Regions from separate parts of the Homo sapiens genome. Here region 2 is linked to region 1. A link is an interaction called in ENCODE POLR2A ChIA-PET data of the cell type or tissue named here. Cell type or tissue: Caco-2. All regions are shown on one strand. Links, peaks and the distances in the headings refer to the core of each region. The heading gives the core; the rest is flanking DNA. Region 1 has its middle 17 kb from the start of CGN. Region 2 overlaps TUFT1 (tuftelin 1).

Region 1 (2,912 bases), core at 302-2,801:
GTACATGGATGAGAGGTCGGTGTTTAAAATGGAGATTTGAAAGTTGTCTGCTTTTGGAGGTGGCAGGAGAAAGCATGAGAGTGAATGAGCCACTGAAGGGGAAGAGTGGAGGGCAGAGGAAAGGAAAGAGCTTTTTCACAGCTATGGGGAATAGCTGAGAAAGGAAAAAAGTACCCACAGGGACAGGGGAGGGCTAGAGCTGTAGAAAATAATAGAGCAGTGGTATAGAAATCCAAGGAGAAAAGAGTGTGAAAAAATAGGGAGCAGAAGCACAAGAGACATCCGGTAGAAGGAGGACTCAGAAAAGCCTTCAGTTTCCAAGCTCAACTGCAGGTGAGGGACAAGGGAACTTGGAATTACTGCATATAAACTGCTTGAAGATGGTGAATAGAAAGGAAAGAAATATGGCCAGGTGCGGTGACTCACACCTGTAATTCCGGCACTTTGGGAGGCTGAGGCGGGCAGATCTCCTGAGGTCAGGAGTTCAAGACCAGCCTGGACAACATGATGAAACATCATCTCTACCAAAAATACAAAAGTTAGCCGGGTGTGATGGCACACACCTGTAGTCCCAGCTACTTGGGAGGCTGAGGTAGGAGAATCTCTTGAACCCAGGAGGTGGGCCAAGATTGCGCCACTGCACTCCAGCCTGGGCGACGGAGCAAGACTCTGTCTCAAAAAAAAAAAAAAAAAAAAAAAAAAAAAGCAGAGCAGCTACAAGTTACAAGTTGCAAAAGGGTTAGGATAAGGATAAGATTCTTCTCTACACCTTTTTGAGGGCAGAAGGTAACTCAGATGTTACTTCCAGAAGGTGGAATTAAGATGTTGGCCTTTAGTTTCCTCACTCAGTAGGAAGTAAGCTCATGAAGGCAGGGATTGCTGCCTATTGTTGACTTCTGCTATATTCCAAGAGCCTAGAACAGTGCCTGGTACCTGGTAGGTGTTCGATAAATATTGCTGAATAATAGAGCTCAGGAATTAAGTCTAGACACTAGGAAGAGAGGCTGGCTGTAGAATAAGGATACACTGGGTGTGGTGGCTCATACCTGTAATCCTAGCACTTTGGGAGGCCGAGGTGGGAAGATCACTTAAGGCCAGGAGTTCGGGATCAGCCTGAGCAACATAATGAGCCCCCATCTGTACCAAAAAAAAAACAAAAAAACTAAAAACATTTTTTATCTATATAATTTTCTTTTTTTTGAAATAGAGTCTCACTCTGTTGTGCAGTGGCACGATCTTGGCTCACTGCAACCTCTGCCTCCGAGTTCAGGTGATTCTCCCACCTCAGCCTCCTGAGTAGCTGGGATTACAGGTGCACGCCACCATGTCCAGCTAATTTTTGTAGTTTTAGTATACAGGGTTTTGCCATGTTGGCCAGGCTGGTCTCGAACTCCTGACCTCAAGTGATCCACCTGCCTCAGCCTCCCAAAGTGCTGGGATTACAGGCATAAGCCACCACATCTGGCAAATATATTTTTAAAAAATAGAATTAGGGATAAGTATCTCTTTCTTTTAGACCATGAGGAAGATTTATGAGCTAGAGGTAAGGAAGAGACTTAGGCCTGCTAGCTCTGGGCTGAATGCTATGGTACCCAGTGAGTTTAGACTATTGGAGGGCAGGCCTGTTAGGGGACTGAGGTCAGAAATCCCCTCCTGCTTCCATATAGGCAGCCAAGAGCTGGCCTGGGACACCAGCTGGGTGCTTTTCCCAGCCGTTTGCATTCCAGCCTGTATACAATGAAGAAAGAGTGACAGTGTGGTGACATGATTTAGGTTAATGAGCTACTGATCACCTGCCAAGTGGGTGGGAAGTTTTTTTTTTTTTCTGCCCACTTCTGTAGAAAAAATTTTTTATGAATGACTCATCTTGTCTCATTACTCAGAGTACAAATTTGTGAGCTGGTAATAAGAGGTCAAAACCTAAGGAGAACATATCCACCCCCACTCTCCAACACCCAGTTTCTGGTAGATGGATATGCTCATTATCTTGATTGTGGTAAAAATTTCATGGATGCATACATATGTCAGAACTATCAAATTGCACACTTTACATTTGTGCAGTTTACTGTTTGTCAGTTACACCTCAGTAGGGCTGTTTATGAAAAGGAAAAATCTTATATGTAAACTTTTTATAATCACAGAGTTTGGATACTTAATTTATTAACTTGCACATATAAATTTATCTAATTCATCTTTGCAGTCAAAGAGAAAGTCATTTCTAGAAAAAAAAAAACTGAATAATCATTTTGGGGAAAACAAAGGACAGCCTAGGGAGACTAGATACAAAGAGTGTCATTGTAGAATTTCTAGCCACACACCAGAATAAACTAGCCTCTCCCACTCCTGAGGGGAGAAATGAGGAAAAAGTCTTTGCTTAGCTGGAGTGAGAATGTTGCATTCTTTTGTAAGCTTTTTGTAATTCTTTGTTTATCTAGTTGACTTTCTCCTTGAGACCAGCCTTTCCTTCTCCGCTTCAATCTACAGGAAATCCTCCCTCTCCTATAGAGAGAAAGACAACTTTCTCCTAGGGAAGCCAGTTGTTCTGCCACTCTGCTGGCCCGAGGCTTCTATTTCTTAGTCCCCCTGATGTGCTACAAAACTTGAGAGACACAAATCTATCAAGTCTCTCAACTCCCTTATTCTAAAATGATACAGGCACATGCCACCATGCCCGGCTACTTTTTGTACTTTTTGTAGAGATGGGGTCTCACTACGTTGCCCAGAATGGTCTTAAACTCCTGACCTTAAGCAATCCCTGCACCTTGACCTCCCAAGTTCTGGGATTACATGCATGAGCCACTGCACTCAGGCATAAATTTGTGTTTTTTAAGCCACTAAATTTGTGGTACTTTGTTATAGCAGCCATAGAAACTAATACAAACGTTACCTGACACACAGTAGATAATCAATAA
Region 2 (2,912 bases), core at 264-2,763, 53 kb after region 1:
TTTTTCTACAGCATCTTTTTATTGTCTTTACCATTACTTTAATGCATTTTAAAATTTATCTACATTAATTGGGAACTATTTGCATTTTTTTCATCCTCTCTCTCTTTTTCTTTTTCTTTTTTTGGATTTGTCTTGGCCAGAGAGGTTCTCCAACACCCGGGTGGACTTGGAATTTTTTTATCAGCTGCAATCTGAAGACTTGTCTTTACTGTGGAATAGGTGACATTCCTTTAGGACCTCAGAAGCTCAAGTAGTTTAATGCCAAGTCTTTCCAGAGCCTCACTCTCTTTTATTTTTTAAATTAGAATTGTGATTTATTGAAGCCTTACCATGAGCTTCATATAATTTTTTATGAACAGCTTTATTGAGATATAATTCATATACCCCATTTAAAGTATGTAACTCAGTGGTTTTTAGTACATTCACAGAGTTGTGCAATCATCAATAAATCAATTTTAGAACATTTCCTTACCTTATAAAGAAATCCTGACCCATTAGCAGTCACTCCCCATTTCCCCCCAATCTCTCTCAGCCCTAGGCAGCCACCAGTCTACTTTTTTTCTCTATGGATTTACCTATTGTGGATATTTAATATAAATGTAATCATCGGTATGTGATCCTTTGTGACTGGCATCTTTTATTAGAATGATGTTTTCAAGGTTCATCCATGTTGTAATGTGAATCAGTACTTCATTCCTTTTTATGGCTGAATAATATTCCATTATTTAGATGTATTACAACTGTGTTCGTCATGGATAAATGTTGGTGGACATTTGGGTTCTTTCTACTTTTTGGCTATCATTTATAATGCTGCTACGAACTTTGGTGTACAAGTTTTTGTGTGGAAATATATTTTCATTTCTCTTGGAGAGGAATACCTAGGAGTGGGATTGCTGGGTCAGAATATTTGCATTTTAAAGGAGGATTCATCTGTAGCCATTGCTGCTTACTCCAGAGGACTGAATGTATTCTAAAATGTGGAAGTCCTGGTTCTGTGACATCTGAGTGTGGGGAAAAACTGCTGGGCAGAGGAGCCTTTCAAGTTTGGTGGCTGCCTGTTCCTTCTACTCATGAAACTTGTCCTAAACTCAGCCCATAAATTTCTCCTCACACCATCCCATCTCTCCCATTTATTGCCAGGTTCTTACTTTCAGGAGCACTGCATTTTTCTGATGTCACCAAGGCTGCCAGGAATTTGGGGAATGCTGGGCTTTGCCAGAGAAGGAGGGATCTCCTCTGAGCGAGGAGAGTTACCTCATCATCAGGCATTTGGCACTAACATTTGCCCATAGTTCTCCAGGGTGGAGGGGGGCGTGCACCCAGATGGTTTCAGTTCCAGACACGTGTGCTCAGAGAGGTGGGATGAGCTTCCTTGCCTGCTAGTAATTATGGTGCATGCCTCTTTGGGTCAAGGTGCAGAGGCTTGTGAAATACCTTTGTTTTCTAGGGGTTGGGAAGGTTCAGTTGCGGAAATAGGTATGTGCCAGGAAGGCTGGTGGCCCAGATTTAAGCCTGGCCAGCAGAGGCAGGAAGTGGAGGAGACAATATAGGGTAAGAAGGGGATGAGTCGATGAAGGAAGAAAAGAGACGTGGTTTTCTTGGGTCTGGGAGCACAGAAGCAAAAATCACTAAGCAGGTAGTCAGAGACTAGAGAGGGCAGAGCCACTCCCTTTGATGCAGAGGGGGCACTGAGGAACTTGCCCTTTCATTCCAGGTTTGCTGGTCGCTAGGCAGGTGTCCTAGAGTGAGACTGGCTTAGCAAGTGGGTGTCTCCTTCAGAGTTGGTTCAGGAGCTCACTTCCCTCTACAGACACACTGTCACTGCTAGGCCCTAGTGTTTTCCTTTGTTAGGGCTCCAAGTAATGAGAAAGGCTGCCCCATGTAGGGTGCCACCTCAAATCCTTTTTCTCATTTCACCTCACAGTAACCCTGGTGAGCCCTCTACATAGTGCCTGTCCAGCCCATGCCTCTGGGTAGGCAGCCACATAAAAATCAAACACCTGTTTTGTTGGCTAATCTGGGGAGGAAGAAAGGGAGTGATTCTTTGTGTCATACTCCACAAAGGGCCATCTCTGGCCTAGGCAGCACTGCAGAAGGCAGGACCATGTACCTGAGACTGATGAGCTGAGTCGGGTGCGAGCCTCACTCAAGGAGAGGGTAGAGAGGGTAGGTACCCACCTATCCCATCCGGCTCTGTTCTTTGAGTTTATGGGACTTCCTTCATCCTGATCACTTGGGTGCCATTGTTACAAGGGGCTGGCTATTCCTACTTTTCTTTTTTCTTTTTCTTTTCTTTTTTTTTTTTTTTTGAGACGGAGTCTTGCTCTGTCACCAGGCTGGAGTACAGTGGCCCAATCTTGGCTCACTGCAGCCTCCACCTCCCAGGTTCAAGTGATTCTCCTGCCTCAGCCTCCCAAGTAGCTGGAGCTACAGGCGTGCGCCACCACGCCCAGCTAATTTTTGTATTTTTAGTAGAGATGGGGTTTCATCCTGTTGGCCAGGATGATCTCAATCTCTTAACCTCGTGATTCGCCTGCCTTGGCCTCCCAAAGTGCTGGGATTACAGGCTTGAGCCTCCGTGCCCAGCCTCCCATTTTTCAAAGTGGGGAAACTGAAGTGACTGCTCCTCCAGCAGCTTGAGAGGCCATGTACACTTGGGGTGGGAAAGTGGGTGGGATTGAGGGGCAAAGTGAGGGAAGAGTGGGATACAGGGTGAAGATGAATTAAGGTTGCTGGTTTCCAGCTCAGGGGCAATCTCCACTTCCTTTACTTCCTCTTAGAAAGAACCTTACACTTGACTCCTACCCAGTCCTAGTGACCCCTGTAAAACCTGGGGAGTGAGAGCTGGGGGAACGCAGGCTTTTCCCTATTCACATGAGCCTGTGGTGTGAGAACTCTGCACCTCTCTCCTT

What was found. Peaks named below come from ENCODE experiments on the same cell type or tissue, not always from the same donor. Only the 100,000 strongest peaks of a DNase experiment are listed, where the experiment ranks them.
Region 2: POLR2A ChIA-PET joins it to region 1 with 11 read pairs; 11 of 35 experiments call an interaction of 5 or more read pairs at or near these places.

Annotation. Positions count from the first base shown.
Region 1 is chr1:151,493,159-151,496,070 of GRCh38, forward strand. No RefSeq gene overlaps it. Among named protein-coding and RNA genes, the nearest start is that of CGN, 17 kb to the right of the region's middle. In Caco-2, for the core only: no CTCF peak of the experiment used is centred there; a DNase peak (open chromatin) is centred at 1,703.
Region 2 is chr1:151,546,013-151,548,924 of GRCh38, forward strand. All of the region lies in intron 1 of TUFT1 (tuftelin 1), which reads left to right. Among named protein-coding and RNA genes, the nearest start is that of MIR554, 1.7 kb to the left of the region's middle. RefSeq lists an enhancer at 916-1,434. In Caco-2, for the core only: no CTCF peak of the experiment used is centred there; a DNase peak (open chromatin) is centred at 1,309.